2 separate regions of the Mus musculus genome follow, and region 1 is linked to region 2. A link is a loop called in an ENCODE intact Hi-C map of the cell type or tissue named here. Cell type or tissue: left cerebral cortex. All regions are shown on one strand. Each heading gives the region's core, and the rest is flanking DNA. Links, peaks and the distances in the headings are about the cores only. Region 1 has its middle 120 kb from the start of 4930474N05Rik. Region 2 holds the start of Grid1 (glutamate receptor, ionotropic, delta 1).

Evidence for each region. Peaks named below come from ENCODE experiments on the same cell type or tissue, not always from the same donor. Only the 100,000 strongest peaks of a DNase experiment are listed, where the experiment ranks them.
Region 1: a loop joins it to region 2, with 4 times the contacts of the local background. A loop is called at or near these places in 11 of 42 quality-filtered maps.

The regions. Positions count from the first base shown.
Region 1 is chr14:36,206,905-36,218,909 of GRCm38, reverse strand. No RefSeq gene overlaps it. Among named protein-coding and RNA genes, the nearest start is that of 4930474N05Rik, 120 kb to the right of the region's middle. In left cerebral cortex, for the core only: a CTCF peak has its summit at 5,867; DNase peaks (open chromatin) are centred at 5,886 and 7,691.
Region 2 is chr14:34,814,824-34,826,377 of GRCm38, reverse strand. Grid1 (glutamate receptor, ionotropic, delta 1) reads right to left here and starts at 6,242. Exons shown (of 16, transcript NM_008166.2): 1 at 6,072-6,242; 2 at 3,670-3,825. The coding sequence starts at 6,150. In left cerebral cortex, for the core only: CTCF peaks have their summits at 1,145 (motif pointing right), 1,974 (motif pointing right), 3,061 and 5,931; DNase peaks (open chromatin) are centred at 6,650, 6,802, 7,088, 7,779 and 12 more places; H3K4me3 peaks cover 4,298 bases; H3K27ac peaks cover 2,149 bases.

The sequences.
Region 1 (12,005 bases), core at 1,519-9,518, 1.4 Mb before region 2:
AGGAGTGTGACCTCACAGCCCTTTACACATCTATGATAAAATATTGATGAGCCCAGTCTTGTACAGGTGCTGTCCATATAGCTACAGTGAGCTAGTGAGAGCAACAACTAACTCATGTCTAGAACTTTTCTCTTGCTACACAATTGCCTGCCTACTCCAACCTCTTACATCATTTTTAAGGCCTCTTCCATAATGTTCTCTGAGCCTCTACTCTATCATCCCTTATTCTCAGCACTCTGGCCAGTTAATGAATTTCTGCAATGACTGTTTTCCAATGCAGTAAGAAGCTTCAAAGATGGAAGCTGCCAACACTGCAGATACAAATGTGAGAATTTAAAGGTGTGTTTGAAAACTTGACTATTTAGCAATGTAATGGCAGTAGGTTCTCCCACAGGGTCCCTGATATCCCTAGATGTGGGCTCTATAGTAGGTTTCTAGAGTCATCATGTGTTCTTTCCTATTGAGCAATCCTCAGAGAGCCAGTCATAAAGTGGATTGATACCTTTTAAGTACAGCCATGCCACTATTGTATCACAGTGCACACACTGCCTGGCAGATTAGTATTGTAGCTTCCAGAGTTCACAGCTAGGTAAGATTGTTGCCTACTATAATATCACCCAGCACTATGAAAGCCAGGTAAGAAGAAGGAAGCTCAGATCAGCTCAGTTCAGTTCAGCTCAGCATGACCTCTCTCTCTGTCCTGTGACAGTGGTGTATAGTATTTCCTCCAATATGGTCTTACCAGCAAGTTCTGGTAGATAGCTGAGAGCAATAGGAAAAGTTTGTATTGTTTGGAGGACTTCTTGGACCTACTATAAAGGTTGTGATGAGGAAAGAAGAATATAATTTTATGACAACTGTTGCAGGGAAAGAAATGCCAAAGCCAGAGTGAACAAGTTCCCAGTCTAGAGATTTCCCTGCTGTTCATTTTTCCCTTCATCTCTGGAATGATTGACAAAGAGAACAGAAATATGTATTCTTCTTACCATAAAAGTAGCCAATATTGCTCTAGTAAACTATAAATTTTATTTAGAACTTGACACTCATGTCTTAACTGAAGCTGTGCTTGCAATAAGGGATAGTATTGTGATCTAAGAATAGAGGAATCTGACATGGAGCATAACTTATACTTGGATATAACAGGAGACCAAAAAAAAAAAAAAACATTCTTTTGAAGCATATGTGTCTGTAATCTGTGCTTGCACAATGTGCTGCCATTCTGCACGTGCATAAAGGAAAGAGTGAGCAATCGATTTGGTTTGAGAATCCCAGAGAGCAGCAGAAAGGTTTTGACATTTACAGTGGGTCTTAACCAAGTTGAATAATAGAGAACGAAAGCAATATGAGCAAAGACATGGGCTTTCAAATTTGTGCAATGAGGAGAATTATGGCATGTTTAGACAATAGTATTTGAACATGCAGGTGAATTTGCAATGGTGGCCTGAAGCCAATATTCTTAAAAGAAGGTGTCCCATGTGCATTTACAAGATACAGAAATAGCAGGAGACCATGAAGTTCTCAAATCTAAGATTTCTATCAAAGTATGTCTACAGAATGAAACTTTTCAATGCAATGGGGAAAATATTAAAGGGAGAAAGACTATAGGCAGAGAGGTATTGGTAAAGAGTTGAGGCAATGCAGGTGAAGAGTGACTTTTACAAAGAAGGTAATGGAGACAGTAATGATGAAATTGCCCACCCTGGAAGCAATAGAAGAATGGGTAGCAGTGAGTAATATATGTGTTGTGTGGTTTGAGGTCTGTAGCTTGGCTCAGTGGATTGCTAAAACCAGAATGGGCAAAAGAAAGACCCTTAGACTTGAGGAAATGGAAAGTAAAATGGACTTGGAAAATATTTGCATTCACTCTGCTTTAAGACTTTGCCATGCAGGTGTTAATAGAGAGATTAGTAACAGATTTCATGTGGTCAGCAAAGAATTATTAGAAAAAAATGATACATGTTAATAGGTTTAGTTTCAGGTATGGTGACAGAGGTCTGGAAATGAAGCATTAGTAAGCAGTAGAAGAGGCAGAAAAGAAAGTGACACTGAAATCCTCTAGGACAAAAAAAAATTTTCAAAAGCAACTCATTTGTGGAAGTGTGAAATTACAGAGCTAGTCAAAATGGGATGATTCATCAAAGAGCCCGGTGTATATGTGGGGTTTGTTTGTTTTCCATGGACTTCTTCTGAACTGTTAATGGAGTAGGGCTCTGAGGTTGGGATGTTATAAAAGACAACAAATCAAAAGCAATGACTACCAGCTTGGCTTGTAAGTGGGATGGAGAGAAGTAGATGGTATACATGTGTGAGATTCATATAAAGGAGCTGTTAGAATGTGAGGCAGCAAAGGCAGTGCGAACATAAACTCCAAGGAAGACAGAGAGTAAAAAATGAGTTAGCGTGTGCCCTCTGCAACTTCTGCCATGATTAAGAGCATCACTGAAGGGTAATAGCATCTAATAGATTCTTACAAAGTATGTTTCTTGTTCTTTTTACCCTTGGGCTAACTTTAATTAATTTAGATCTAGAGATAATACCTGACAATTGTTTAAGAAAAATTATGTAGCTAAAGCAGGATGCAGGGAGCCATAGTGAGGCTGATCTGGAATGAAGTGGGAAACAGTTTTACAGGATGTGCTATCATCTCTGTCTATTGTGATCTCACATCTGCCTTCAAGACAGGACTTGCTGGCTGACAAGTTACAGGTTGTGGGTGGTCTGTCTGAGATGGTTTAATCTATTCTGATTTTACTTGGATTTCTATTGTGCCAAGAAAGGGGAGTGAGTCTGAAGGCAAATGAATCTGAATTTCAGTATTGGTTTTAGTAGCAAGAACTGAATGGTGTGAGCCTCAGTTTCCAGAGCTGTAATCATGGCAAGTCCTCTTCTTTTGAGCTAGTAATGATTTTAGTTGGATGGATAGATGATAGATAGATAGATAGATAGATAGATAGATAGATAGATAGATAGATTCGGTTCCTGCACCTTATAGAGCAAAAATGATTGGCAAAGGGTAAGATTTATTAAGTTGTTATGAAATATAATCCAGTCTTCTAAAATGGTGTTTTGCTGTGCACTCGTCTAGGGTCATTTCCTGGGGGAACAAAAGTTACATGTCAATTGCTATCTTAAGGATATGGAGGCAGATGAGTTAGACATCTGTCCTTGTTACAAAAGTTTCAAAGCTGTGTAAAATATGTTTAGCTATGAAGCAAAGTAGGAAAAAGGGTTCTCATTACCTCAATATTCTATCTTTTTTTTTTTTTGGTTTTTAGAGACATCATTCTTAATCATCTATGACTTCTTCATTTTGATCTCTCTCTCTCTCTCTCTCTCTCTCTCTCTCTCTCTCTCTCTCTCTCTCTCTCTCTCTCCATCCTTCCCCAACTCAAAAGGATTAAAAAGATATAACAAATTTCATAATCTAAATCTAACTAATTCTTCCAAGGCAGGTCCACTTTTTGCTACACTAATAAATATGTAGTCAAATTATAGATCAAACTCCTTAGTGATGAATTTCCTGGAGTCTTGGAGAGTCAGTAAAGGAATGTGCTCCACCCGGGGCCTGCTATTCCACATCCTGGATTCACAATAGCTCTATGCTGAAGGCCACCACCTTTTCTGTGGCACTAAACTGATGACAGTAGCTCAATATTATCGGTAGTGAAATATGTGACCTACTTCCATGCCATCCTTTCCTACTGCCTTCATTACTAATTTATACTAATTTATGCTTACTATGTAGCTTCCTAGCCTTCAATATCCTTGCATTTAGGTCAATAGTCCAATCATGGGATATGCCCTGCTGTAGAATCTCCTCCCTCTCTCTCTCCCTCCCTCCCTCATCCCCTCCCACTCTCTCTCTCTCTCCCCTCTCCCCTTCAAGCTCTTCAGAAGGGAGGTATAGATCTAAAATCTCAATAATTTATGACAGCCGTTCTGGAAGCTCTACAAAGCTTGAGTTCCCTCTAACTACACAAGAAGAGACAGAGGGCGGGATTATGAGACTAGTCCTGTCCCTTCCTAAACTCACAAGGATTTCCCCTGTCTTCTTAAGGATTTGGGATAACAGAGTCTTATGTAAAAATTCCAAACATAGCTTCCCTTTTAATTTCATTGAGATTTCTACCATTCTATTCTCTTCTCCTGGATTTTAACAGCTAACATTTTTATGTCTGGTTTATCATCTCCAGTTATTGATCTTATCTGTTTTCCCGAAGAACTCTGCTCTTAATGTCCGGTGGAATATAAAATCACTAGACTTTCTCCTATCTCCTTCCATCATTCTTCATCTCATATAAGGGAACTACTTATTTCTAAAAAGCAGCACAAGACTATTTTCTTCATTTGTCAGAAAACATAGTATAACTTGATGTTAGAGGATGAATACTTTAATTTTTTTGTATTTATTTATCCCAAATGAACCAAATTTTATTTATAAACTTCTAATAAAGCTGTCCTTTGTCTATCATCTTCAAACCCATTTTTTCCATGCAGCTTTGGAATGTTAAGATCAGATTTCTAAAAACAGACACATCAGTAATAACTGCTCCTTTGTGATTGGGTTACCTCACTCAGGATGATACCCTCTAGGTCTATCCATTTGCCTAGGAATTTCATAAATTCATTCTTTTTAATAGCTGAGTAGTACTCCATTGTGTAAATGTGCCACATTTTCTGTATCCATTCCTCTGTTGAGGGGCATCTGGGTTCTTTCCAGCTTTTGGCTATTATAAATAAGGCTGCTATGAACATAGTGGAGCATGTGTCCTTCTTACCGGTTGGGACATCTTCTGGATATATGCCCAGGAGAGGTATTGCAGGATTCTCTGGTAGTACTATTTCCAATTTTCTGAGGAACCGCCAGACTGATTTCCAGAGTGGTTGTACAAGCTTGTAATCCCACCAACAATGGAGGAGTGTTCCTCTTTATCCACATCCTTGCCAGCATCTGCTGTCACCTGAATTTTTTATCTTAGCCATTCTGACTGGTGTGAGGTGGAATCTCAGGGTTGTTTTGATTTGCATTTCCCTGATGATTAAGGATGTTGAACATTTTTTCAGGTGCTTCTCTGCCATTCAGTATTCTCACACAATATGTACTCACTGATAAGTGGATATTAGCACAGAAACTTAGAATACCCAAGATATAAGATACAATTTGCAAAACACATGAAGCTCAAGAAGAATGAAGACCAAAGTGTGGGCACTTTGCCCCTTCTTAGAATTGGGAACAAAACACCCATGGAAGGAGTTACAGAGACAAAGTTTGGAGCTGAGATGAAAGGATGGACCATCTAGAGACTGCCATATCCAGGGATCCATCCCATAATCAGCCTCCAAATGCTGACACCATTGCACACACTAGCAAGATTTTGCTGAAAGGACCCAGATATAGCTGTCTCTTGTGAGACTATGCTGGGGCCTAGCAAACACAGAAGTGGATGCTCACAGTCAGCTATTGGATGGATCACAGGGCCCCCAATGGAGAAGCTAGAGAAAGTACCCAAGGAGCTAAAGGGATATGCAACCCTATAGGTGGAACAACAATATGAACTAACTAGTACGCCCCAGAGCTCGTGTCTCTAGCTGCATATGTATCAGAAGATGGCCTAGTATGCCATCAGTAGAAAGAGAGGCCCATTGGTCGTGCAAACTTTTTATGCCTCAGTACAGGGGAATGCCTGGGCCAAGAAGTGGGAGTAGGAGGTTGGGGGAGTGGGTGGGGGAGCGTGTGGGTGACTTTTGGGATAGCATTGGAAATGTAAATGAAATAAATACCTAATTTTAAAAAACCTCTACCAGAAAAATAAATAAATAAATAAAAAGTAAAAAGCTGCTCCCTACTGGCAATTTCAAGCAGGGCCACTAGAGGGACGCACGAGGCTAGAGCAGAGACAGGCTTTCCTGCCTGCATGCCTGTATTTTTTTGCCTCTGCTTCCTCTTCCTGTGAGCATCACCCAGCAAGTCTTCATTCTCCTTGAGGCAGTTTCTTCCTGGAACAGCAGTTAAATTCAGTTTACAATTTCTCCAACATTTGTTTAGTCAACTTTATTTTATATCTCTCTGAGATACCCGCACAGGACAGACACACTTTTCTGAGACTGCTGAGGTTCTTTGAGCTCAGACACCAGCATTTACTGTCAGGAATCTCTACGTACAGTGTCCTGTCTCTACAGCATCTGGATCTGAACCATTCCGATCTAACCCCTTCCCCTAGCTCTAGGATGGGAGCTCATCCAGTACACGATACTTTGACAATAGAAGGCTAAAAACCCTTCTACTTGCTTAATAATTCTATGTCTTAAAGATTCTCATAAAAAATCACTGATAAATTTTAAATCCCCCAAATAAATCTAACCTAGTTCCATCGTACTAAATGAATGTTAGCTCACAGCCACAAAGCTGTTATTTGTTGGTAGGGCTTCAGGGAGAAGAGGGAAAGGCCACTGTGGTTATACATCTTTTTTTAATACATCTGCTGATCCTGTGTGTTTGGTGCAGACATTCTGTGATCTTCAGCTTAAAAGGAAAGATGACAGCCACTGAGGAAACAAATATAGGAAAAGAATCACAGGGTTTAAGACTAAAACAACTTAACTATTCACACTAGATTTTTTTACAAAACACCGTCCTCACAGACAGCCCAAACCATCAGTATCTTCTGGGAGCACAGAAACAACATCAACCTCCATGTGAGCCAAGATCTGAAGAGCAAGAATCTGTGTCTAACGGTCGAGCGTTTCGTATGCATTCCAGTTTGGTGAACACTGCTGGATATCATAGAGCACCAGATGAAACAAGTTCTACAGGAAGCAAAAATGATTTTCTATGTTTGTGTTCCTTTCCAATCCTGGCTGTTTCACCTATTCATGGCTCTATACCTCCTTAGACATGGCCTTCATTATACACAATCACTAAATTTTAGAAAAAATGAAAAGGAATATTGTTAGGATTCTAGTCTTCCCATGTTAGGTTCAGTCTTTTAAGTATTACCATTCATTTATTTTGTATATGCACATATATGTGTGTGTGCCTGTTTTATTTAAGTGTTTTTGAAATGCTGAAAAAAAATGCTGAATCCAGATCTAAAATATACTATGTAAATGACTACTGACTACTTTTCAAATCTTTCCTATTTCAAAACAAAACAAAACATAATGGGAAATTCAGTTGGTAACTGGTTATCGTAGTTTCTCTATTAGCTATAATTTCTTTCTTCTACAGATTCCAAGAGGACATCATTGCATGTCAGTCTGGTAGTGTGACCTGTGAGAAAACACAGACCAATCAGGGCTGTGCCCATCCATATCTTAGGGGGGAAGGTAGTCATTGAAGGTGAAAGTGCACTCAGCAAAACAGACAAATGCACAGATACCTGTAGAAATGACACGTTGTTTGTGTAAGGAGAGTAGGTTCAAATCCATTTACTTTCTGAGGTAGTGCTGAAGAGTCTTTTGGAAACATGACATTTTCTTAGGCTTCCATGAGGAGAGAAAACTGAAATTACTGCCTACTTGAGACAATATCCAAGCCTGAGGTCTGGGGGACAGCTAGTGACAGCTGGGGACAAAGTAGAAATAGAGGTGTCCCCAGCAATTTCATCTCTGAAAACATGCAGCAGAAAAAAAAAAACCCTCCAGACAAAACCTGTAGGGACGGCACTCTGGACTCCTGCCAAATCTTTCACTATCTTACTACATGTTAACTGTAGTCTATGGAAAAACTTCAGCACAACAGATGTGGGCAACTCAGAGGGAAAACACATCTTTGACAGTTGCTGAGAAAATACATTAAGTTTTAAAAATATCTGATTTGTGTTCTCTGAGATAAAGAGGAAACATGAAATGAAAAAATAATATGGAAGGGAAGAAGAGATGAGATTAAAAACAATAAGAATATGAGCTAAAATAGCAATAACAGGAAAATTTAAAGACTGTTTACAACCCCTTAAAATAACATCAGATTTAAAATTGTATTGGGTTACAAAAAGAAAAAAATCACAATAATGCAGAAAAATTACATTAATACTGGGGAGAATGATTGAAAACATTTCCAGAAATCAAAAGAAAAGATAAAATATTATAGTATAGAAATTCTTGGGAAGGTGGGAGACATGTACAGAGGAAGGAGAGAGTTGGGAAAGACAAACTGGGAAACTATGAATTACAAGCATCTCTATGAACAAGCCAATCCCTCTCCAAAATAAAGCAGGACAAAGGCAGGAAAAAATAATTCTAATGAACAATAATTTTCAGAGGAACAAAGTGGAGTAGTTAGAGTGGGTTTAGTTTTTAAATGTGAAAAATAAATGTTGGAATGATGTGAACATGACAATAAAACTCAAGCAACTTTCCCAAGTGAATGTAGTCAGTGAGAGGCAGCAAGACAGGAAGTCGGAGTCCTCTTGTCTGAATGGGTAGGTGAGACAGTGAGCATCAACCATGATTGACTTCACAGAAACAAAACAAAACAAAACAAAAAGACAAACAAACAAACAAACAAACAAACCAAATAAAAAACCACCCTGTATTCTGCTAATTTGCTGAAGATAGTCATTACCACAAATCTGGGTATGGGTTTGTTTACTACAATAACCCCAAGACAGAGGAAATATTTCACTTCTGTACCTATTTCAGCAGCCACATTGACATAGAGATTCACCAAAAGTCATGTATTTTCAGGGAAATAGAGCTAGATACATGAAGTTTACTGGGAGGTTATACAGAAGGCACTAGCAGGTTGGGTGGTTTCAAATAACCTTAACAACAGCTAGTACAGACAACATAGCAGTTCTTGATTTAAGGTTTTATTGATTTGTAAGAGTGTGTGTGTGTGTGTGTGTGTGTGTGTGTGTGTGTGTGTGTGGTGTGCTGTGTGTGTGTCTGTGTGACTGTGTGTGTGTGGTGTGTGTGTGTGTGTGTGTCTATGTGTGTGATGTGCTGTGTGTGTGTATGTGTTTATGTGTGTGTGTGGTGTGTGTGTGTTTATGTGTGTACGTGTGGGGTGTGTGTGTGTGTGTGTGTGTGTATGTGTGTGTGTGTGTGTGTGGTGTAAGCATGTGTGTGCATGGGACAGGGATCTGAGTAAATGTGTTTATATTAGTGTAGAACAAGCAGAGGCCAGAAGTGAGCAACAGACTCTCCAGAGTTGGGTTGGAGTTATAGGTGATTGTGGGCAACCAGGCATGGAGACTTGATACCAAACCCAGGTTTCCAGGAGAAGCAGTAGGAGCTCTTAGTTCCTGAGCCAACTGTCTGATCCTGCCCCTTATCTTTCTCGGTATATGTAACTTCTAATTTTCTTTCTTTTTTTTAATACATTTTTATTAGAAATTTTCTTCATTTACATTTCAAATGTTATCCCCAAAGTCCCCTATACCCCCCACCACTGCCCGGCTCCACAGCCCACCACTCCTGCTTCCTGGCTCTGGAATTCCCCTGTACTGGGTCATATGATCTTCGCAAGACCCAGGGTCTTTCCTCCCATTGATGGCCGAATAGGCCATCCTCTGCTACATATGCAACTAGAGACACAGTTCTGTGGGGTACTGGTTAGTTCATATTGTTGTTCCTCCTATAGGGTTGTGGACCCCTTTAGCTCCTTAGCTACTTTCTCTAGATCCTTCTTTAGGGGCCCTGTGTTCCATCCAATAGATGACTGTGAGCATCCACTTCTGTATTTGCCAGGCACTGGCATAGCCTCCCAAGAGAGAGCTATGTCAGGGTCCTGTCAGCAAAATCTTGCTGGCATATGCAATAGTGTCTGAGTTTGGTGGTTGTATGTGGGATGGATGCCCAGGTGGGGCAGTTTGTGGATGGTCCTTTCTACTGTCTCAGCTCCGAACTTGGACTTTGTAACTCCTAATTTTTTTTGATGTTTACCTTTCCTTCTTTGTTCCTTGCCTACATGTTTTAATTTTTCCCTTTATTTTAAAGCAATTATTTCTGTCTATCCCCAGCCTCAAATGAGATTTTCCAGTTCAGTCATCACTTTAGCTATTGATTAACTTTGAAACTGAGGGTCAGGAATTGTTTCCTCCACAGTTTTCTCATTTTCAAAGTGGGCAGAGAATATCAGGATGGGTGATAGAAGAACATTAGATAAGTTGGTTCTGGACCTTAGGTTGGACTTATAGGGCTATACAGAAAGAGGGAAAGGGAAGAAAAATAAGACATAATCACCTGAGAAATATGAATTAACAGCAACTTTGTGATACTGTAAAAGGATGGCTATCCTCAAGAATTCTTAACAAATGATAGTGAAGATATTTGCAAAGAAAAACCTTATTCACTTTTGTGGGGAGTGCAAATTTGTATGGCTATTTTGAAAATCAGTGTGGAGGTTTCACAAAAAAATTAAAAACTGAAATAGCACATGACCCAGCTAAACCACTCCTAGGCACATATCCTATCACAGAGGCACTCGTCTATTTATGTTTATTGCTACTCTATTCAAGGTAAGAAGAAAAGAGAACCAGCCTGGCTGTCCATCAATAGACAAATGAATAATAAAATTGTGTTACTCAAATAAAATGGAGTTTTATTCAGCTATATAGAAAAGTTGGTTTTTTAAAAATAATTGTATATATCTGGAAAGTATAATGTTAAGTGAAGTGACCCAAACTAAGAATGACAAAATCCATATGTCGCCTTTTGTACATGAATCTTAGCCAGTCATATATTTGTACGTCTCAACAAATGGGTGTATTGTGAATAAATCTTAAAAGCTAAGAGAGCACTCAGGAGGCAGAGGCAGGTGGATTTCTGAGGTCAGCCTGGTCTATAAAGTGAGTTCCAGGACAGCCAGGGCTATACAGAGAAACCCTGTCTCAAAACAAAAACAACAACAACAACAACAAAAACAAACAAACAAAAAAACAAAAAACAAAAACAAGAGAGAAGACCAAGAAGTTTCCTTTAAAAAAAAAATCAAAGATAAAAGTACTGTAAAGGGTACCAATCTTCTAGAGCTTTGCAAAGATTAAATAAAATGCATGTGAAGCTTATGACAATGGCAGCGACTTGGAAAATCTTAAGTCCCTTCTTCCTCACAGGCCTCCTTCTCCTCCAGCTCTTCATCATGGTGAGCATTTCTGAAGGACTGCAGCTTGATTGTACACACAACCTTACAGGCCTAAAGTCAATATGTGAAGTACATATTAATCAGAATAAATCTATTATGCGTCATCTACATTACAAATGCCACCAGCTCACCTATGCTCCAATGCAATCCCAAAGTTTCCATCTCCCCAGGCCTACTTTATCTTGATTTTGTCACCTCTAAACCAGAAGCAGTCAGAACATGAAGTTTTTCAGATTCAAATGGCTCCAACAGAATAAGCTATTTATACAGAGGAGAGTGCCCAGCAGAGTCGATGAAGATCCAAGGGCCTCTGTCTTTGTACATAGGTACTTTCTAGAGGTCTACCAGCTGTCTGGATCTGTGGATTTCTTCTAAGGTAGGTAGCAATTATCTAATCCTTTTTTTCTTTTCTTTTCCTTTCTTTTCTTTTCTTTTCTTTTCTTTTCTTTTCTTTTCTTTTCTTTCTTTCTTTCTTTCTTTCTTTCTTTCTTTCTTTCTTCTTCTTCTTCTTTTTTTTTTTGATTATACTGGCCTTTAAAATAGATTATTCTGGCATCTTTTCATAGCAACAGGAATCCTACTTTCTTCAGTGACTTGGAAGCATGGCTTATTGCATGTCTGTGCTTCTCAGTGAGCCAGAGGATCTAATACTATCCAGACTGTGTAAGAGATTTTGTCTTTGTTACTCATTTACCTTCTACAATGAAAGGCTGAAAGGTATATTGGGACAAAAAATAAATAAATGAAACAAAAATAAAGCCCTCTGTCCTTTTACTGTTCAGCTCATAACTAACCTGCAATCAAATGCTAAGATGCAAAGAGATGAAGGCAGAGGAGGTTGTTGTGGTATCTGTGACAAATGCCAAGTGGGTGAGGCATCTGACAAAACAAAAGAAGTACAGTTTTATGCTCTTGGTTT
Region 2 (11,554 bases), core at 1-8,000:
CAAATTACAACAAAATATCACCGCAATCCCTTGCTGGGGACACACTGAGCACTTCTCTTCTCTAAGGTGAAGACTGACTCCCAGCATGCCCTTACTCCCCATCCCCCAAATACTGTCTTCTGCAATAAGTGTCCGTGCTCAGGAGAAAAAGCTGGGATAGTCATCCAGCTAGAGCCAGCTACTGGGCAGACAAGTACCCCATAGAACACAGCCAAGAAAGGAGACCCAGTGAGCTGAATACTTGCTCCACAGGCACAAGGCCAGGGGGAGGAGGCTGCTAAGCAATGCTCGGCTTCTCCCAGGGCCTCCAGGGATAGCTCCTCCCTTCCCTTCTAGGCACCAGGAGCTATGCAGAGTCAGGGAATGGATAACAAGGTGGATTTCAGCCTGTGCCATTCCCACGGTTGAAAGTGCATGCCAGCTTTAACCACTACACACCAAATTAGCAGCAGGCCCTGGCTGGGGTTCTTTACCTAGAAACCGCCGACCCAATCCTCAGTATCTAACCCGCTCATTCCAGATGTGCAGAAACACTCCCAGACCCTTCTGAGAGTGTCCTCTTACCATTCTTGGAGACTGAGACATTTTTCCAGTTACACAAAAAAAGAAACTAGTGACCATTTAAAAAACAAACAAACAAACAAACAATGTCTAAACCAGTAAAAGGCCCTGACTAGAGCCTTGCTTGCCTAGAAAAAATTGCACTTGGGGCTTGAAGGTCAAATGGCACATAGCTCTGTGTTGTCTGTTGTTTAGATTGTTCCACCGGTTGGCAAGTAAAAGACCAGGTATGAGAACCAAGTGTGGTGCTGGAGGAAGGCTAGCCTCTAATGCTAGCACTCAGGAGGATGAAGTAAAAGAAGAGCCTGCGCTACTGAGCAAATCCCTGCCTCAAAAACACACCCCCCCCCCCAAAGTTCTATTTTGCAACTGAAGTACAGACCTAGACAGTCTCCTTTTTCTTGTTTCTTGTTTCTTCTTTTAAGGAAGCTTTGTCTGGATGCCCAGAGTAGCCACTTGCTATGTGAGCACACTAAGCGCACAACAGTGCATTGTTTTCTTTCTTAAAGATTTATTTGTTTTATGTATATGAGTACCCCATCTTCAAACACACCAGAAGAGGGCAGTGGATCCCACTACAGATGGTTGTGAGCCACCATGTGGTTGCTGGGATTTGAATTCAGGATCTCTGGGAAGAGGAGCCAGTGCTCTTAACTTCTCCAGCCCCATGAGGCGTCTCTTAAAGTTGGTTTTTTTTTTTTTTTTCATTAAAAAAAAAAAAAAGGCACATCTACAATACTAGGACTTTTCCCGCCACCAAGGCACAAATCTGCTGAAGCTGTGTGACAGCTGTTTCATCAACAGAGATGACCTCTCCAGGGACCCAGCTGCACAGTTCATCCATGTATGCACCCTGCCTCCGGTTAAAACCCTGTGTAAGGGCTGGGTGTGGTGGCTCACGCCTTTAATCCCAGCACTGGGGAGGCAGAGGCAGGTGGATTTCTGAGTTCGAGGCCACCCTGGTCTACAGAGTGAGTTCCAGGACATCCAGGGCTACACAGAAAAACACTGTCTTGAAAAAACAAACAAATAAAAAAAAAAAACTGTGTAAGATTGTCACCTTCAGTCCCCGGGGTCCTTCTGGTAGAGATAGCTATGCCCTACACCATGAAGAAAGTCACCAGAACCTGCAACCATTGTCGAGGTGTGCTAATCTGATAGAGGCCACAGACAGAGGTCCCAAGGAGTCATGATGAGAACACACCCACAAAAATGTCTGCGGTCAGAGGGCATCTGGAGACAGATTGTGGGATGGGGCCACATAAGAAGGACAGGCACTCCCCCATGACTCTACTTCAGAGGACATAAGACAACAGACCTCTGCCAGAGCCAGAAGCAGCACTTCACAGTCTTTTATGTATGTATTGAGTATTTTGCCTGAACACATAAGTGCATCACATTTGCGCAGGTACCAGCAGAGGCCAGAAGAGGGTGTACTTTAGACCTGAAGTCACAGGCAGTGGTGAGATACCATATGGGTGGTAGTAATCAAACCAGGGTCCTCTTCAAGAGTGGGAAGTGTTATTAATTGAGCCACCTCACCGGCCCCACAGATCTCAGAATAAAACAACACCAGTCTCTCCCTACCCACCACCACCTCCATTCAGCTCTTGAGACTGAAGATTTGGGCGTTTAAAACATCCTCCACCCTTTGAGCCTTACAGCCAGCAGCCCCTCCCCAAGAGCTGCCCCCTTCTCATCTTTTGCTGTAGTTAAAACCAGAAGGCCCTCAAAGTCCTCCCCCCATGCTGTGTGAAGATCCCAGCACTGTAGACTACATCCATCCATCCATCCATGGCTCACCCATCTTGAAGGTTACCGGCAGACTGGTAGACAGTATATAACCCAAAGCAACAGGCAGACCCTAGGCCCAGCAAGCCCAGGGAGAAACTGACAGCTGAGCTCCCTGCCCTGTAGCCCCGCCAGTTCTGGGAAGAAGTCCCTACATGCTATGCTTTCTACTGTACCCCTGTATCGGAGGCACTCGGAAGCACTAGCACCACAACGGAGCCTTGTTTGTTGTAAACAAGACAAAGGAGAGCGGGAAAGAGAATATAGTTGAGCAGGTTCCTGCCAGGGCCTTGACCAGAAATCAACAACAAGAGAGAGGGGACACTTCAAGAGCCTCCAGCCGAGTAGGCGTGGAGGGAATGCACGGGAAGGAAAGACAGAGGGAGCTGCTGTCACTAATGTATCAGAAGACATCAGACAACGGACATCTGCGGATGCTAAAAGCAGTAGTAGCTCCCATTACTTAATGTATAGATGTGTTTTGCCTGCACACATGTAAGTGCACTACGCGAGTGCAGGTGCCAGAGGGTGCCAGCAAAGACTGGTGGCCTCACTGGCTGCCCACCTGTTGCCCCTGCCTCCGCGAATCCTAAGCGAGCTAGCTGCGGGGGGCGGGGGGGGGCTGTTGCCCTGGGCAGCTAGTATTTTTCTGCCATCAGACCTAGTCCAGCTAGGCTCTTTTCCTGAGCGAACAGCGCCCACCTCCGGTCCAGGCGGCAACGTCTCCTAGGTCCACCGAGCAAGCACAAGCAAAGACGGACTGCTCCAAACACAGTGGAGAGAGGCAGAGAAGCTGAGGACCCGAGGGGCAGAAGCTTCTAGGACCCACAGAGTGTGCAACTGAGCGCTCGACAGGCTGGGCTACAGACAGGACAAACAGGAAGAGCTCTGAGCTACGAGCTCCCGTGGGCTGCAGGACACAAGAGGCTTCTGGGGAAGTGCACACGACAACGGGAACCCGACACGAAGACACACCCACCCACAAACACGCGAGAAACAAAGACCTCCCTGAGCCACACGCCTGCTCGGTAGCGGCGCAGAGCGCACACGCGCATCCACCTGGCCGGAAAGAAGCCACACAGTCCTGCCAGGAGAGCCGTTTGAGGTGCGTAGAGGCTCTCTGCTTGCCCAGACCGCACCGAACCGCCTACCTTGCTAGGCCTGGGAGGACACGCCACCATGCCTGACATAGCAGCCAAGTAAGTGCCCAAGAGGCTCTGTACAACGGATTGGGTAGCAACCCTGCCTGGACCCATTGCTGCACGGCCTCACTGCCTGCAGCCTAGTGACTCATGCATGGGCTCAGTGACCACTCACCTTCTTGCACCGCCTGGAACGGATTATTGGCCTCGATGACCTTGATGGAGTAGGTGATCTTCTCACTCTGCAGGATGTCATCATTGAGGCTCAGGTCTGATACAGCCAACTGGAACACCCTGTCGTCCTTGGCTGCGTTCTCCTCGAAGATGGCACCTGAGGAAGAAGAGGGGTCAAGACCAAGCCTGGAGAGGAACCCTTCCCATGTTCATTTAGCCCTAGGGTCAGACCACTGGGTACCACGTGGTGGGAGGACTGAGCTAGACTTTGGTTTGGTTTGGTTTATAATGCTTTGTTGAGACAGGTTCTCCTTCTGTGCCCCTAGATGCTTTCAATTCATGGTGATTCTTTATGCCTCAGCCTTCACAAGTAGAGAGATTTCAGGCATGAGGCACTAGCCTCAAGACTCTGTGCTGATTGTTGATTGGGTAGTTTAAACATCTCCCATCATAACCCAAACGGGGTGTGTTCCCCTCGCCACATCATACACGTGCACGGTTGACATAAGTTACACATTCATAGCCCACATGCTACCATCAGGTCACATGTGCTTCTTAAGCAAAGCACCTCATGTCCCAGCCATGACCCATACAGTAAGAGACTGAGGTAGCCTCCTGCTCAGATGCACCTGATGTGGTCCCATAAATCCCATCCCAGGAACCAGAGTAAATTCTCCAAAATGATAAGGTTCCCCTATCCCAATTCCAGAATGGAGTGATGACTTTTTTTTTTTCCTTTGCATTCCCTGGCAAATGCAGAAGTGAAAAGGTGGTCCACGGCCGGCCGGCTCTCCTGCACCAAAGACTTTTTTTTCTTTAAGCAGAAGGCATTGATAACCAGAATCTTGTATGGTCAAGATGCTACCAGGCCTGGTGCCTCTGCTCTTCGTTTCTCACTTCCTCTTCCTGTATGTATGAAAGGGGTGGGGCTATATCCTAAACCCCTAGACATTCTGATCTAGCAAGACTGGAGAGTCCCAGAAGAAACCACTCTTGAATGGCCCTTCTAGAAGCAGGAACAGCTCATCCGGAGCTCTGGCAGACCTGACGCTTTCACTAGGCACACAGCTTCCCTGACCCTGCCCCTATAGCGGAGATCAGTTGGACTGCTGCTCTGGGGTCCTCACTGACCCCCCACAGCCCCTTTACCAGGCGCCGAGGGTCATTGCCAAGGTCCTATTGCTTGGCCTTCTAATTGCCCTGGAGCCGAGAGCTGGGTAGGAAAAGGACTCGGCTCCCGAATTCCTCACTATACTGGAGCCGCAATGCTGACCGCGAGACCCACTCTGGCTCCTGGGCGGGAAGCACGTTTGGATCTTGGCCCGGCACCGGCACCAGAGGGGAGGCCGCAGCCCTTGGAGTAGAGACTCTGTCCCTGTCATCCCCTCCACCTTCTGCTCCGCGGGTAACATCAGCCACGTTTCCTCACACCTCCCAACCCCCAGTTTATCCGTGTTAGCTGGTCTTTCCCAACTTCCGGAAAGGCGACTGCAGAGGGGCTCCCCCATAAGCGACCGCTGTTAGTCCCCCAACCGGGCCCAACTTCTCGAGATCCCAGCCATTCTGCTCCAAACTCCTGATCACTACCCCTCCTCCGGTCTCCCCTTCCTCTGCTTTTCCTCTTCTTCCTCTCCATCCAGCGCCCCCCACCCCACTATCCATGCTCCTTCCGTTCACCCCTACCATCCACACTGTACGCTGGCCCCAAGACTTATATCAGGCAGAAACTCTAGGACTGTCCAGGATTGGGCTGCAGTTGCCACAACCAGATACACACACACACACACACACACACACACCGAGAGCTACACAGACACACACCGAGAAACGGGCAAGCACTGTGTCCACTCTAACAGGCTGACAGAACGCGACAGTCGCACTGAGAAGCTCAGATGGCCCCACACACCCCAACGCCCTCTCACAGTGACACCAACCCCGTGCCAGGTGCATACACACTGGCACGCTGACAGCACCCATCCACAGACACACATGGTTCCGCTTTGGCCTCTTTGATCTTGCCCTGCCAACTTAGCTAGCCCCGAGCCCTATCCGACCCTGGCCCCAATGTTCAAGCTGTGACGAGGGGTCCAGCCCGCGGACAGCCCCGCCAGGGGCACGCATCTCGACAAGGGTCTATCCCAGGTTCCCCGCAGCCGCGGCCCTAAGTGTCGGCAGAGGCCGCGGGGCCCCGCGCACTGACAGGAGCCCCGGGGAGTAGCGAGGTGCCCGCAGGAGCGCCGAGCGGCCAGAGCACAGCTCCTCCGCGGGGCGGCGCGGGCCTTCGGGGGAACACCGACTGCCGAGCCCCTCGGCCCGGGGAGCCGCTAAGTTTGGACTCCGCGCATCATCGGCTCTATTAGGTGGCCCCCGCCCAGCCTCGGTCCGTCTGCTCTCCCAGCTCACCGATGTGGATGATGGAGTCGGCCCGCACCGTAACGCACTGGCATATCCAGGGAAGAAGCCACAGCGTCAACGCTTCCATGTCCCCCCGGCGCGCGGCTCATCCGCCCGGGCCCGGGGCGAGGCCGAGGGCAGCGCGGAGCGGGGAGGCGCCGGTCCCGGTGCAGTCCCGGGCCGCTCCCCGGGAGAGCCGAGCCCGCCCGTGCGTCTTCCCCCGCGCTCCCGCCCCTGCGCCCTGCGCCCGCCCCAACCCAGCCCAGCCCAGCCCAGCGCTCTCGGGCTCCCGCGCCGGCTCTGGTTGCGGTTGCGGCGGCGCTCGCAGCCCGAGCCCAGGCCGGCGCGGCGGGGGCGGCCCGCGGCTGTGGCGGCGGCGCTTCCAGCGGCTCGAGCGGCTCTGGGGGCGGCAGAGGCAGAGGCGGCGGCGGCCCGGCCCGCGCGGCGGCTCCGGGCTGGCTATGTGTCTGAGCCCAGGCGAGGAGCGAACTGCGGAGGACGCCCCCTCCCCTCCCCCTCCCCCTCGGCGGCGCTCCCCCTCCCCTCCCGCCCGCCTCCCTCCCCTCCGCCCTCCTCTCCACCACGTGACTGCGGAGCCTTAGCCTAGCCGCGCGCCGCTCGCCCGCTCGGAGGGGGCGCCCGGTGCTCCGCGCTCCCGGCCGGGGGATGCTACGAGGACGGCACCACGGTGGGGACTTGGTCTGTCTGCGGCGAGCCTAGGCTTGGCCGTGTGGGCCCGGCCTCTGGGTTCGCTGGAGAAACGGAGTAGGCACAGCCATCGACTACCCTCGGGGAGGGGGAACTCGGAACTCGCTGGCGCTGGGGGACTTCAGCCGAGATTTTGCAGTCCTGTCCCTGACCAGAACGGATCAGGGGGTCTCGGAACCCGACCCCCGACTCATGCAGCCTGCAAAGAGACTACAGACCGGGGCACCGAGCCAGGAGGCATCGGGATGCTTAGCGGGCGGGCGGCGGGCTCGAACCCTGGCTGTCCGGGTAGATTTCGGCGGGCGTCCATCCCCCGCCCCCGGGGCGGTGCACTGAGCCCGGAGTCGGGCAGGAGGCTCAGACTCTGAAGCCCAATTCATGGCCGGAAACCGGCGCAGCCGTGACCGCGGCGCCTGGACGTGAGGAGCCTTCCAAGCGGCCGGCGCTCTCAGACAGCGACCTGTACGAAGCCTTCTAGAGCGAGCCCGGGAGGAAAGCTCGCTCCCAGCCGCGGAAGCAGAGCGGGGCTCCCGCCGCCTCCGGGTTCCCTGACTCTGGCTGACCACCCCCGTGAAGCTGCTGAGAGATGGGGGGGGGGGGGCGAGGTCGCAATCCGGTCTCAATTCTCTCACCCAGGTCCTAGTTGGACGAGGCTCCACTTAACACACCTAAGATTTCAGGGAAACAGTTGAGCCCTCCAGGATTCTGATTCCTTCGGAAACCGGGTCCAGCTGAGTCTGGCAGAACTGGGCGCCAGGATGAGCACTGGGTTCAAAGAACCAAGATAGGCTCAGCTTTGCCTAGAGCTCCCAGCACCGTAGGAAAGGTAGACGGCCATACAGGTCATTAAAAAATGTGGAGAGGACAGTTGAGGAGCTTTGGGCCTGGGCTCTGGCCCAGCCTAAGGGAGAAAGGCAGCTATGGATTCTGAAAGAAGAAGATAGTTTCCAAAGGCTACTTAGGGAGGAGAAGCTTGCAGGCATTTGGTGCTGCTAGTGAGCCAAAACAGGAAGAGAAGAAAGAACTGTGTGGGGAACGTGCATTTGTGTGTGTGTGAAGCTGCCAGCCACTGAGTTGTCACTGGCAAATTCAGCTTTTAAAGGGTTGGCGAGGAGTCTGTGCAGAGAGGCCAGAAGGGTCCTGGAAGCTGTTGTTAGGCAGTGTCTCAGCTGACCAGAGGGGTAATGGGGCTATGCGACATCAAAGAGCACTGTTCTATGATGAGGGGACATGGTGAGCGCGGAAGAGAGAAAAAGCCTCCCTCCCGTGGGTGGGAGGGAGGCTGGGCTGCAGGACTAAGTGCGGCCCTACACAACTTACCTTTTCAAGAAAGGTACCACCACAGGACCCTGCGGTAGGAGGGGGGAAGTGCCTATCCAGCTGATCCAAAATCCCCGCCTCTCCAGTTTTTCAGCCCTGCGAAGTTGCAGCATTCCCTAGCTGAAAAGTTGTAGGGAAGTGGGAACTAAAGTCTCATCAGCTTCAGGATTTAACAATGTAGCTCCTCCTGTGGGGACTGACTCCATGGTGGGAAGACAGTAAGGAAGTGTGAACACAGGCACACGGTTCAATCCTGGATGATGGAGTCACTATAGTTTGAGACCTGCAGGTCACATCTCAAGTTGGAGCCCCTGAAAATGTGTAGCCTGGAGAAACCTCCCCTCCTGAGCTGAGCACCCCTTGTCTTCAAACCCCGGGGTGCTACGGAGTCATTTGCCATCCCCGGGTAATCCAGAGAAGCTGGGGCCTGTGAATCTGATCTACAGAACACGCCACACTAGAAGCCCAAACTAGAAGGTCCTGCACACTCCATCCCTGGCCATTAGGGCAATTCTGCACAACTCTTACTTCTAGAGAAGTCCAGAGACCACAAGAGACCAAAGCAGACCCATCTCTAGGCAGGAGGATTGTGGTCTTATCTCTGCTGCATGATGTTAGGATTGGCAGCAGCTCCCAGAGAGCAGGGCTGGGGGCCATGCTCACCCAACCTTTGTTTCTAGCTGAGTTCAGCCTTGACAAGTCCTGACCATCTCTGAGACTGTAAAACTCTTTCCTCAAAATCGGGTGTCATTTTCTTTCCTTTCTTTCTTTCTTTCTCTCTCTCTCTCTCTCTCTCTCTCTCTCTCTCTCTCTCTCTCTCTCTCTCCTATTTATTTTACTTTTGAATTTTTTTACTGTTGTTTTGCTTTTGAGACAGAACAACATTTGGTTTTTGTGCAGACTGACTCCATAGTGAAATGATGGTAAGTGTGATGTGGCCACTTAGAGTCTCCAATTCATGTAGCTTTGGCTGTCCTGGAGTATGCTTTGTAGACCAGGCTAACTTCACACAGAGATCTGCCTACCTCTGCCTCCTGGGTGCTAGGGTTAAAGGCATGCGCCACTATGCCTGGCAAAATCAGGTTTGTTAAACTCAGGAAACACAGCACAAGTTCACCATTCTGTAATAACCTAGATATCGAAGGCAAGCTATCAGTGTCTAGGCCTCGAGATGTATACCCATTGCTCAGAGGGAAAGACTAACGCACACAGAAAGATAGGATTTGCCCACAACATGGGAGGAGTTGTTGGGAGAATCAGAACTCAGTCTTCTTGGGTTATCCCTCACTACACAAAGGTGTATTTATGGAAACCAAGAGTGAGTCAATCTGTCCAATCCTTTAGTTGTACTTCAGCCAACACCAGGATTGCCTTTTTGAAAGATCTCTTCGGTTAAGATGATTTTAAGGACATTTATTTAGCATGAAAACCTATGCTCAGCCCTCCCTTTCCTTCCCAGGGGGTAGGCTTTTACACACATGGACACTGAAGAAGGTTGTAGTCATCAGGCCTTTCCACTAAAGTACTGCTGGGAGCCAGCAGTTTGCAACCAACAATGCAGGTCAAATGTCCAGACAAAGAGAGAGGCCACAGGGGCCCACTTGGAAGACACAACCGTTGTGACTGGCACTCTAGAAACACAAATCTCACCAGTCTCCATCACCATTCTCATTCCAGACAATAACTGGGTCAAGAAAAGGACACCTGGAATCCTGGCCCTCCTTGTGACCTGTGATCCTGGCAGGTCTGGGGAGTCTCCTACCCAAGTAGAGCCACCACCTGACCAGCCCCAGAACAGATGCATCCTAAGGATGTACACCGCCTAGGGAGCTGTCCAGGGTACCTGAGACCAGCATCTTCCTCCTGCAAAGCACAGCTGGCGGTCCAGCTGCAATTGCAGGAAGGGTGCAGCTGGCAGACAGACCACAAGGAAGTCTACAGCTTTGGCTATGGAAGCTTAGCTCCCTTGTGTGCACATGGAAGAGGCTAGGCAGACCCAAGCCTAGCTGTAGAGGGCTCAGCCGGCATCTAGGAAAGAGCGCTCACTACCCACAGGCTCCAAGGAACCTACTCACTGGTAGGACCTGAGGAGAGCCACTGCCTCCCTACCCAGCTTCCCATTGCTGCTTTGCCTTGCTTTATTTTGTTTGCTGAGGCAAGGTCTTACCGTGCATCTTAGACCACCCACGAATTTGAGATCCTCCTGTTTCAGCCCCCAAAATGGAATTGTAGGCGTGTGCAGGCTGCTGGGGTATGCCCGAGATGACTACTACTGTTATTGCTGCTGCTGCTGCTACTCTTCCTCCTTCCTCCTCCTTTTCCTCTTCGTTCTCCTCCTCTTCCTCTTCTTCTTCCTTCTCCTCTTCCTCTTCTTCTTTCTCCTCCTCTTTCTCTTCTTCTTCCTCCTCTTCCTCTTCTTCCTCCTCCTCCTTTTTCTTCCTCCTCCTTTCCCTCTTCTTCCTCATCTCCTCTTCCTCTTCTTCCCCCTCCTCCTCTTCCTCCACCTCTCCCTCCTCCTTCTCCTCCCCCTCCTCCTCTTCCTCCTCTTCCTCCTTTAACACACTCCCTTATTGCTTGTTTCCTCCATTCCCTCAGCAGCCATCTGACACATCTGTTGAATGATAATGACCCAGCTCTGCTTTGTCTCTTTTGCCAACCTCTCTCATCTCGTTTTTAGTACTTATATTTATTTGATCATCCTTTATATGACTGTGTTTTGTTTTGTTTTGTTTTGTTTTGTTTTGTTTTTGTTTTAGTTTGCTTTCCCTCTTGGTCATTCTCTTGAGTTTTTACTTTCAAATTTCCCAGGCCAGCAATCTCTAGTCTCACTTATCCCATGATTCGAAGCTTCATTGATTTAGTCTTCAGTTTTATGGAGGACAGTGTGGCTGGAGAAAGTGCAGCTGGGGATAGCCTCCTCCCAAGAGCAGGATGCTGAGTCGGCATCAGGGCAGGACCCGCACAGCTGAGGGCACTGTCGATAATGCAGGCATCACCATGGCTGGCAGCCCAGGAGCCACATGCCAATGAGGAGAAAAAAAAAAGATCATGTCTTGTGTGATCACACCCCAACAGGAGCACCTCATCTTTGTAAGGAAAAGGCCTTCCTTCATCTATTCCCTTATACAGAACAAGACGCAGTGTGATTAGAATCAACCACCCCAAGAAGCTACCTATGGGGGGAGAAAAAGCAGGCTAGAGTGCTGGATCCAGAAGGGTGCTTTGGGCAGGAAGACGGCGGGGTCAAACCACAACTAGAGCCATCTGAGGCTCCCACAAAAATGCTCTGGAACCTCCTAATCCCTTGGGTCCCTGGAAGATCCACCCCTTCCTTCAGGCTTTCTGAAAGAAGAAGAAAAGTGAAGTTTGCACAATGATGTCTTGAGTTGAAAGGGACAGTCAAAGGGAAGTAAGGTGTGGGCACACCCAGACACACCCTTCTGAGCTGTCATGCCAGCCTCTGG